2 separate regions of the Homo sapiens genome follow, and region 1 is linked to region 2. The links are chromatin loops, found by intact Hi-C in ENCODE. Cell type or tissue: heart left ventricle. All regions are shown on one strand. Links, peaks and the distances in the headings refer to the core of each region. The heading gives the core; the rest is flanking DNA.

The links. Hi-C counts contacts between places; a loop is a spot of excess contacts. Peaks named below come from ENCODE experiments on the same cell type or tissue, not always from the same donor. Only the 100,000 strongest peaks of a DNase experiment are listed, where the experiment ranks them.
Region 1: it touches region 2 in a loop (2.1-fold over the local background); 15 of 110 quality-filtered maps call a loop at or near these places.

Annotation. Positions count from the first base shown.
Region 1 is chr11:95,962,661-95,968,051 of GRCh38, forward strand. It overlaps the pseudogene RPL32P25. Among named protein-coding and RNA genes, the nearest start is that of MTMR2, 41 kb to the left of the region's middle. In heart left ventricle, for the core only: no CTCF peak of the experiment used is centred there; no DNase peak of the experiment used is centred there.
Region 2 is chr11:95,833,478-95,838,868 of GRCh38, forward strand. MTMR2 (myotubularin related protein 2) reads right to left here. Exons shown (of 15, transcript NM_016156.6): 13 at 4,617-4,730; 14 at 2,671-2,847; 15 at 1-1,974. The coding sequence ends at 1,813. Among named protein-coding and RNA genes, the nearest start is that of CEP57, 46 kb to the left of the region's middle. In heart left ventricle, for the core only: a CTCF peak has its summit at 2,720; no DNase peak of the experiment used is centred there; H3K27ac peaks cover 355 bases.

The DNA of each region.
Region 1 (5,391 bases), core at 103-5,102, 130 kb after region 2:
AGATGTCCTCTTATGTGATGTGAATAGAAGTGGTAGTTGGTTAGTTAACTTAAAAAAGAAAAATAAAATTGGGTTAAACAGAATTATGTATGTATGTTAAACAGAATTATCTATGTATACATTATATACATACATATATAAATTATATTTTTAAACTTAAAACATAATTTTAAAATTTATTTTTAATGTAAAGTTTATAATGTGCCAGCATTCACAAATCTTTTTGATGTTAGGGCCAAGGCCTTTCTTTTTGATATGGTTTTATTCTCTGAAGTCTTTCTTGCATGAATCACATACATAATGCATTTTCTGATTTCAATTTCTGGTTTCATTAAAATGGAATGGAAACTTAAAGACACAAGGCAATTTGAGTGCAAAATCCTCATACTTAACGATCAATTAGTTGATCAACTGCAATGCTCCTTCCGTTTTTCACATTCTTAATTTGACAGCATTTAAAAATTTTTTATTGTAAAAGATATTAAATACACAACATATAAATAAAGTCTCTTCTGTGATGCTGCCTATGAAGGTGGCAGCCATCTCCTATTCACCATCATAGCCACACTCAGACCCCTTGTGGAGCCCAAGATTGTCATAAAGAGGATCAAGAAGTTCATCATCGGGACAGATCGATATGTCAAAATTAAGTGTAACTGGTGGAAACCCAGAGGTATTAACAACAGGGTATGCAGAGGATTCAAGGGCCAGACTTGATGTCCAACACTGGTTATAGGAGCAACAAGAAGACAAAGCACATGCTGCCCATGGCTTCTGGAAGTTCCTAGTATCCAGTGTCAAGGAGCTGGATGTGCTGCTGATGTGCAACAAATCTTACTGGGCTGAGAATGCTCACAATGTTTTCTCAAAGAAGAACCACACAGCCATCATGGAAAGAGCAGCCTAGCTCATCATCAGAGTCACCAATCCTAATGCCAGGCTGCACAGCAAAGAAAATGAATAGACAGGTTGTGTGCACGTTTTACTTGTGTTTAAAGAAAACCATAAAAACTGCCAAGAAAGGTATGAATAAATTAAGGAATAAGATAACAAATAATGGCATACACAACAACCAGGTTAAGAAACAGAACACTACCAGTACCTTAAAAGCTCTCTTTGTTCCCTAGACGCAACCATTAGGCTGGCTTTTATGAGAATTAGTCTCTTGCTTTTCTTTGCGGTTTTGCCAATCTGTATTATAAACCAAGAAGTATCTGAGACAGGTCTCAATCAATTTAGAGTTTTATTTTGCCAAGGTTAAGGACTATGACCTGTGACACAACCTCAAGAGGTCCTTCCTGACAATATGTGCCAAAGGTGGCTGGGTTGCAGCTTGGTTTTATACATTTTAGGGATACAGAAGTTACAGGCAAAGACATAAATCAATGCATGGAAAGTATACTTGGCTCAGCCTGGAAAAGTGGGATATCTTGAAGCAGTGGGGGAGTTGGGTGGCGGGGGGATTTCCAAGTCATTGGTGCATTCAAAGATTTCCTAATTAGCAATTGGTCGAAAGAGTTTAGCTCTGCCTAAAGAGTTGAAGTCAGCATAAAGAAATATTGAGTTAAGATAAAAGGAGAGGTTGTGGAAGCCAAGGTTCTTATCATGTAGATAGAGCCTTGAGGTAGCAGGCTTCAGAGAAAATGTCTCTTATCAGGCCTTAAATGGTGTCAGACTCTGCATAAAAGACATAGTAAGGGAAGGAGATTCTCTATAGAATGCACATTTCCCCCACAAGAGACAGCTTTGCAGGGCTATTTCAATATATGTCAAAGAAGTATATTTGGCAGTAAAGTGACTTCCCTCAAGGCCTGCTATTTGTCATGTGATGCTATACCAGAGTCAGGTTGGAATCTGGTATCTTATTGCTATCAAGAGCCTGCTTCGTCAGTCTCAAGATCTCTGTTTTAATGTTAATGCTGGTTAGATGTTTCTAAACTCCAAAGGGAGGAGTATACAGTGAGACATGTCTGACTCCTTCCCATTATGGCCTGAACTTGTTTGTCAGGTTTCTTTGGGATCCCGTTGGCCAAAAAGGGGTCCATTCAGTCGATTGGGGAGCTTCGAATTTTATTTTTGGTTTGCAGTATGTATTCTTAAATAACATCTTGTTTAGTTTGGCCTTTTAAAATATTTTTTAAAAATAGAATCAAGGTGTAGGGTTTTTTGTGTGTGACTTGCTTCTTTCATTCAACATTATGTTGATGTATTTAGCTCATTCCCTTTTCTTGTAGCATTACATTCCATTTTATGACAATACCTCAATTTACCTCTTCTAACATTGATGGACATTTAGATTTTGTTTTAGTTTAATTCCCCCCACAGTAGATACTAAGACAAAGATCTGCATGCAGGGAGTTTATCTGGAAGGTGATACCTGGAAGCACTGTGAAGGCGTAAGGAAGTGAGACCTGGAAAGAATAAGAACCAATAAAGCATTTATTTATAAGCAGATTACCACAATGAGCAACCAGGCTTATTCCCACTGGGAACTCTGAAAGATAGTGTGAAACACACATGAGACTTATCCACTAAAGGAGAAGGGATCTGGGCTATTTATCCACCATCCTAAATTGGTTGAAAGCCCCCTTTGGGACAGAAATTCTCTTCTACTTAAGGCTTGTCCCAAGTATTCTGCTAAAGACGATGCCCTCAGGCAATCGTCAAGAAATATGTAGGAGGCAATCATCTTGACAGCAGCTGTCTAGGATAGATTAAAGCGATATGGATGGAGCCCTTTTGAGATCTGCTACTGCAACCCGTTGCACCCTTCAGATCCACTCAACCCTCACACTATGTTCACTCTATGTTGTCACTGATTCTTCAAATTTTTAAGGTACAGGTACCTGAAAAAGAGAAGAATAAAAGGCTTAAATGTAGATGGAGTAAGTACACTCCCTACTGCTGTAGTTGGTCCTGAGGCCATCAGTTGATATTCATCATCTCCCACCTTTACCACCCATGGTAGACTTCCCTTGGTCAGAATATCTCTTGGATGCTTCTCTTGGTAGGTGACCCAGTCCTTTATCTTTGAGGGAATTGAGTTTCTGGTTACCTTGCCCTTTTCAAGACTAGGTAGTTGCAATTGCCCATGTGCTATTATCACTGGGCATGGAATCACCAAGAGGTACCCTGGGGAATTCTGAGTTAGAAAAAGTTGCTGACTTTATACTATAGATGCTTCCTGTCAAAGAGCATGGTAATTATCTATTTGGTCTTTAAAAATGTTCTTTATTAGAATTTGATAATTTTATGCATGTAAGGCTCAATACACACACATATACATGTATATCCACACATATCCTAGATTTTGATGTTACTGTGAATATGATTTTCAAGTTATGCTTTTTAATAGTTGGTGGCATATAAAAACTGCTTTTGTGTGTTGATTTAGTTTCCAGAAAATTGGCTAGATTCTCTGGGGTTTTCTAAATGAATAACCACATATATTTATGATTATCCAATTATGATTGTTTTGTTTCTGTACAATTTTAATGTATTTTTTTTCTTTTTTTGTTTTCTTGTACTGAGTAGGACTTCCACCAGAAGATCAGGTAGGAATGGATGATAGTGGGCATCCTCTTCTTGTTCCTGCCAACTTTTTAAACCAACTTTGTACTCCTGGGAGAAACCCAACTTAGCCATAATGTATTATGTCTTTTATATACAACTGGATTGTGTTGGTTAAAATTGGGTTTAAGATTTTTGAAACTACATTCATGAGTGTGACTAGTCTATAATTTTCCTACCATGTGCCAGCCATGTCTTATGTTTGTGTCATGATTATGCCAGCTTTAAAAATTGAGTTGGAGACCGGGTGCAGTGGCTTAAGCCTGTAACCCCAGCACTTTGGGGGGCCAAGGCAGGTGGATGACCTGAGGTCAGGAGTTCAAGACCAGCCTGGCCAACATGGTGAAACCCTGTCTCTACTAAAAATACAAAATTTAGCCAGGCATGGTAGCATGCGCCTGTAGTCCCAGCTACTCTGAAGGCTGAGACGGGAAGAACCACTTGAACCCAGGAAGCAGAGGTTTCAGTGAACCAAGATTGCACCACTGCACTCCAGTCTGGGCCACAGAGCGAGACTCCTTCTCAAAAAAAAAAAAAAAATTGAGTTGGAAATTGAAAAGTGTTTCTTCTTTTTCATTCTCTGAAAAAATTCATATAAAATTGGCCTGAACTATTTCTTGACTATTTCATAAAATCCGGCTTTTTTGTCCTGCCTTTTTCTTTGTGGCAATAATTTGAATGACTGTCTGAATTCCTTTAATAGCTATCAGGCTATCCAACTTCTCTATCTTTTGCTAAATCAGTTTTGGTGAGTTGTATTTTGTGGTAATTCATTCATTACCTCTAAATTTTCAACTTTATTGCCATAAACTTGTGCACAATATCTTATCATTACCTGTTTAATCTCTGTAGTTTCTATAGTTATGCTCCTTTTAAATTCCTAATAATGTTGTCATCTTCTCAATTTTTTTCAATTTTCTCAATTTCTTCAGAGGTTTGTCAATTTTATAAATATCTTAAAGAATCAACTTTTGGCATTGTTAATCCTCCCTATTATTGTATGCTTGGTTTAGCCCTTACTTTATTAATTAAAATATGTTCTTTGTTATTTCCCTTACTTTTCTTCAGATTTTTCTTGCATTCTTGTTCTTGTTCCTCAAGTTGAATTTTTAAAAATTCACTTTAAACTTTTTTTCTAATGAAAGCAATTAAGGGAACAGATTTCGCTCCAATTCCTCAAGCAGCATACATATTCTATTATTGTTTAAGTACAGGTTTGCTTGCCTTCCTTCCTTCCTTCCTTTCTTTCCTTCTTTCTTCTTTTGTGTGTGTGTGTGTGTGTGTGTGTGTGTGTGTGTGTGTGTGTGTGTTTTGGGTCTGGCTCTGTCACCCAGGCTGGAGTGCAGTGGTGCGATCTCTGCAATCTCTGCTTCCTGGGCTCAAGTGATCCTCCCACCTCAGCCTCCTGAGTAGCTTGGATTACAGGTGCACACCATCACATCCAGCTAAATATATATATATATATTTATTTATTTATTTATTTTTTGTAGAAACAGGTTTTCACCATGTTGCCCAGGTGGTCTTGAACTCCTAAGCTTAATGGATCCTTCTACCTTGGCCTCCCAAAGTGCTGGGATTACAGGTGTGAGCCACCACGTCTGGCGTAATTACAAGTATTTTCTATATTTTTAGTTTTGCCATCCACTCATGAGTTGTTTCGATTATTATTATTATTTTATTTATTTATTTATTTGAGGCAGAGTCTCACTCTGTTGGCCAGGCTGGAGTGCAGTGGCATGATCTCGGCTCACTGAAGCCTCCGCTTCCCGGGTTCAAGCAATTCTCCTGCCTCAGTCTCCCGAGTAGCTAGGATTACAGGCA
Region 2 (5,391 bases), core at 187-5,186:
CCCAAGTGCATGTACTCCATATTGGAGACTTCTGCAGAAGGTGAGGGGAACCACTGGAAGGTTCTCAGCAGAGAAGTGGTAGGGTTGCACTTAGATTTCCCTGGCTTTTGATTTGAATTTGAAGTGGATGCAAGTATGTTAAGACTAGAAGCTTTAAATTCTTGATCTCTTCAGCCATTCTACATTCTTTTATGTGGTATCAGGCCAAGATAACCAAGGTTTAAATGAGGAAAATGGCAGATGCGTTTGTGAAATACTTGGAGTAGAAAGCTTAATTTTTAATTACTGATTTGCTAGCCACTTAAATGCCCTGTTAAAAAGCTTATATTTCACACAATTACCAAAGAAATCATTTTGGTACCAATTTTGCTAAATTGGATATACTAATAGAAACTTCCTCACTGCAAGACCAAGAGGGAGGCTAAGGTTCAGACTCTCTGTATAGTGAATTAGTGAGTGGAAAAACACTGTATATTTTAATTGTTTGATTTGGGTGTTGGTTAAGGAAAAATGGGTACAAACTGAACATTTTCATCTGGGGTGCATATTCCTCCAATAATTTCCAAATATTTCTGGGGAAAAAAAAGAAATGGCAACTTTGGACAAGAACAAAGTTTAAAAGTCAGTTGGAATTTCTTTTAATTAAAAGACCAAGGGGACAAGAAGCTCCTTTGTTACAGTACATTACATATGGCTCTTATGTAGAATAAAATAGACATCAGAGTCAAATGTTTCTACCAGCACCAAACTCTTACTTGTAGCAGGTGAACAGTGAAGCAAGATTTCTTTTACTGGCTTTGAGATTGTAATACATCTTTTACATGCAGTGTGTTCTTTGGTAGACTTAATCGTTGAGTGAAATTACAGAATTTGCAAAGGAAAAAAATGTAAAATTTGAGCACAGTACTTCTCACTATAAGCTATTTATACAGAATTCAGAAAAAATGTCAATCCTAGTAAGATTTTTAAATACTTCTTAAAAACTTGCTAATTAGCTTCTGTGTGTTCAGACACACAAGACAAGTGAAATACACTGTAGTAAATAATTAGTTTTTAAAATATCTTTCATGATGTTTCTGGTAATTGGGCTAATCTGAAGGGCATGGAATTCTTTGAACTCCTGTATGGCTACTTTCTCCCCTTCATTTTCCCCCAAGCACATCTATAAGGCCTCCCATTTTGGATCAACTTGCTAATATGTCTTAAGTATGTAAATAATGACGGCAATAATTTTCAACTACTACCACACCGTAGTATCTTCAACACTTTGCCTTTTACTATATGAAGAATATGGAAGTTGAAAAGTGATCAAGGTAAATCAGTTACTGAAAAAAAGAAAAACCTAGAATGGAGAAAGGGATATCAAATGATTTTGATCTGTCATGACATCAAGGCCCAATATATGTGATGCCACAGAATTTCAGTGTTGGTTTGAAAACTGATGTTCCTCTGCACAGTGAGCACAGAGTGTATTTCTAAAATGGTTTTAATATTACCAGATGCCAAAAATTTGTAACAGCATTTGCCTTTTAATAGAAACTTGTTCCCACTGTGAATCCAGGATTGAAGTATTTTAATATTCTTTGGATACTTAAAAGATTAGTATCATAATCATGTAATTACATATGGAGTTACTTCACTTAAGCCACCTGCACTGCTACAGTTCTAAACTCATCCTAGAGAGATTTAAAATAAATAAAGTGACTGAACTTTCTCTCATAGATGGGTTCTAAATTCCGAAGACTTTCTACTCATAGAGCTGCCAGTGTAATCAAGAGTGTATAGCAATGATGCCCCTGATCTTACAGTCCTTTATACAACAGTTTGGACAGGAGTGACACACTGTGCAGGAGAGCTGGCTCTCTCTGAGGATGAGGTTGATCGGTTAGAAATCTCTCTCTGTAGTTCCTCTACTTTTTTCTGAAGCTCTGCTCGTTTAGCAAGAAGTTCTTTGTATCTGTTGTGAATAGGTTCCTGCAAGAGCAAAACATAAAATATTCAACTAGGCAATCCTGACCAAAGCCAGGTCAAATCATTCCCTAAATGTTGCAGTGTATGTTTTTTCAGCTGTTGGAACCAATGGCACCTTTCCAACCCATCAGTGAAATTAAATACCGGGACTGTGGACACCACTAATCTTTTCACTGGCTTTCCCAGTGCCCCTGAGTATTTCCAAAGAATAACCTGCTGTGTAGGTGCTCCTGAAACTGGTACTTTTCCAAATACAACAAATAATTAACAAGACAATTAAAAGACAGTAGTCAGAAGATTCCCTGTTATTTATAGGTTTTTAGTCTTAAACAGTTCTAAGTAGTTAATATTCCATAAACATATTCACAGTAGACCAGAATTTTGTTCAGCTTTTAACTTTCCTAAAGCTACTTTCTTCAGCTTATTAAAACAAGACCCCCTAGAGGTTATCCAGACAGAGGAGGGAAGATGCAAGAAAAGAGAGCAGTGATTTGTCCAATGTCATACAAGCAGTCCTAAGAACCAGGTATACTGATTACCCTGCCCCAGTGTAGTATTTTTCTACTATACGATTGTTAACTATCAATGGGTAAGGAGTAAAGTTTTAAATATGCACAGATAATCTTTCCAGCTGCTTTTAAGGAGACAAAGTTGCACTGCATGAATGAAAACTCCCATTGTATATTGTAAGGCACATACCTGTGGTTTCATCCGTGGATTCCACCTTATGTAATATCCCACCCAGAGCTCTAGGTGGCGCATGCTGGCTACTGGATAAAGGACATGATTGGAATAGCTCCCATAGAGAGGATTAGTGAAGTCTTCCAGCTGGCTGTTTATGTAAGACCACAGTGACACAGTCCTTTTAGGAAGATTCTGTAGGCAGGAAAAATAGGTAAAGATTCTCCACCACATAAGCCATTTACACTTTAGATGAAATTTGTGAAGAAGTACTTTGTTGTCATTAAAATCTCTTTAGAGGAAGTGGACTTGGAGACTTCAGTGATAAACCAACTTATATTAAGATCAGAGGGTACTGGAAAACAGTATGCAGTTCCTCAAAGAGATACCATATGACCCAACAATTCCACTCTTGTACATATCCAGCAAACAGAAGACATGTCTGTACAAAAACTTTTTTATAGATGTTCAAAGCAGCATTATTCATTAACAGCCAAGAAGTGGGAACAACCTAAAAGTCCATCAACTGACGAATGGATAAGTAAAATATATCCACACAATGGAATATTATTCAGCCATAAAAAGAAATGATATAAAATGTATGAACCTTGAAAGCATATTAAAGGAAAGGAGCTAGACACAAGGTTTACATATTAAATGATTCCATTTATATGAAATGTCCAGAAGAGGCAAATCTAGAGACAAAAACATTAGTGTTTGGCAGGGGTGAATGGGGAGTGACTATTAACAGGTTTTCTGAGGTGATGAAATGTTCTGAAATGAAAATGTGATGGCTGTACAACTCAGATATACTAAAAACCAGTCAACTATACACTATCAAAGTGAATTTCATGGTATGCATATTATTATCAATTTAAAAAGTTTTTTTAAAAATAATCAATGATTCCTACCCCAAGGCTCTCAAAAAATAAAACTCTTCGAAACTTAGCTATGCTATTTCTAATGAACATTCCTTAAGTTGTTGAGTGCCTGCTATGCATAGAAATACTTACTGCATGCTAGACACTGAAGACATAAGGTGAATTTAAAAATTTAATACCTGCCTTTAAGGAAGTCTAGGAAATACTACATAGCAGTTCTTGTGGTATTTTGTATTGCTTATTTAATAATCTTCATAATTTTACAAAAGCAGACATTAACTTCCCCAAGCGAACTGTTACAGTAAGTGATAGATCCAGGATTTGAACCCAGCAACTGGGCTTCAGTGCAAGTACTTATTCCTACTGTGCTTTATAAAATAAAACATAAATACTTTGTAACCACATTTTTTAGAATAAAAGTTGATGCAGAGGGAGATACCAATCAAGATGATTAAGATGTTGATACATAGGATAGACAAGTTTTGATAAAGAAGTAAAACTTGAAATGTAATCCTTACACCATTTCTTCTTAATACCAACCCCACTTAACAGTGATACCTTTGGGGAAAAGGGATAACGAAAAACTTTAACTTTCTACATACTATCTTTTCCGTATTTGAATTTTTTTATGGTATTACTTTACAACTTAAAAAACTCAAAAACTTAACCTAAAATGTCTCAATAAGTAGGATATACTTGGGAATTTGAGCTGCCTATTCACTCGAATATACATTTTCTGCTAATTAAATTTTTCTGCACCTGCTGTAAAGGATTTCCATTCTACATGGAAAAATTGGTACACTGGTGCTCCTTAGATTTCACGTACTTCAGTTCTCTTTAGCAGAAACCACTTCCCACTCATGAACTCAGCAGACAGCTAGCTAGCACCTTCAGCCTTGTGACAAAGATACTTCAGAATATATCAGGTCCAGATATATGGAAGGAAGCCCTCAATATTATAGCATGTAAGATAAAGTATGACCCAAAAGAATGACTTCAGTTGAAATCTGTCACAGAGTACATTCTTTTAGGGAAAAGTATACAGTAGAGATAGTATGGGGAAGGTCATGTTTCATATTTTACCTCTTTTCCTCTCTGTTGTTCACTATTACAGAGGAATGTTCCGAATAAGCAGCTGTATAGGTGGTCCAAAATGGTAATGAGAAAATACTCATTGAATTCAAATGCGGTAGGAAACTGCAAATCAAACATCACAAACACATAAATTAAGACATTCTTCAAGCATATTCATCCCTGTCATGGGTAGATCCTTTTGAGGTAGTATTTAAAATGAAGTTAAACATTCAAATCTACATTATTCCAAGCCATTATGGCATTATTCGTATGGTTTTCTTTTCAAAAATCATGTTATCACTTTTCTGATCATGATGTTTCTGTATCTGCTATATCTGCTAACCCTAAATTTGCAGGCTGAATTTTGACTTAGGCAATTCTGGCAACTCTAGGCATTCTCTGCCCAAAATGACCACAAACAACATTAAGATTCTTTAAATTTTCAAGAACATAGTTGTTTTTCTTTTTTAAGGATTACACACAAAATGCCAATAATGTCTCCAGAAAATGTCAGCAATACACAAAAGTAAACATCTAAGGCAGATAATTTACAAGTCAACCAACCTATTAAATATTTAGATGGTGCAAAAATAATTGCGGCTTTTGCCATTGAAATGGCAATTACTTTTGCACCGACGTAAACTTTTCAGGGAACATCCATCCCATCAAACCAGAGTCCCTTGTAAGCCACTATTTTGGCAGCATCTAACAAAAAGAAAATTCACTCTCTAACCCAAGCCAGGGGCTTGACTGGATGTCTTAGTTTTACACAACACAATTTTAG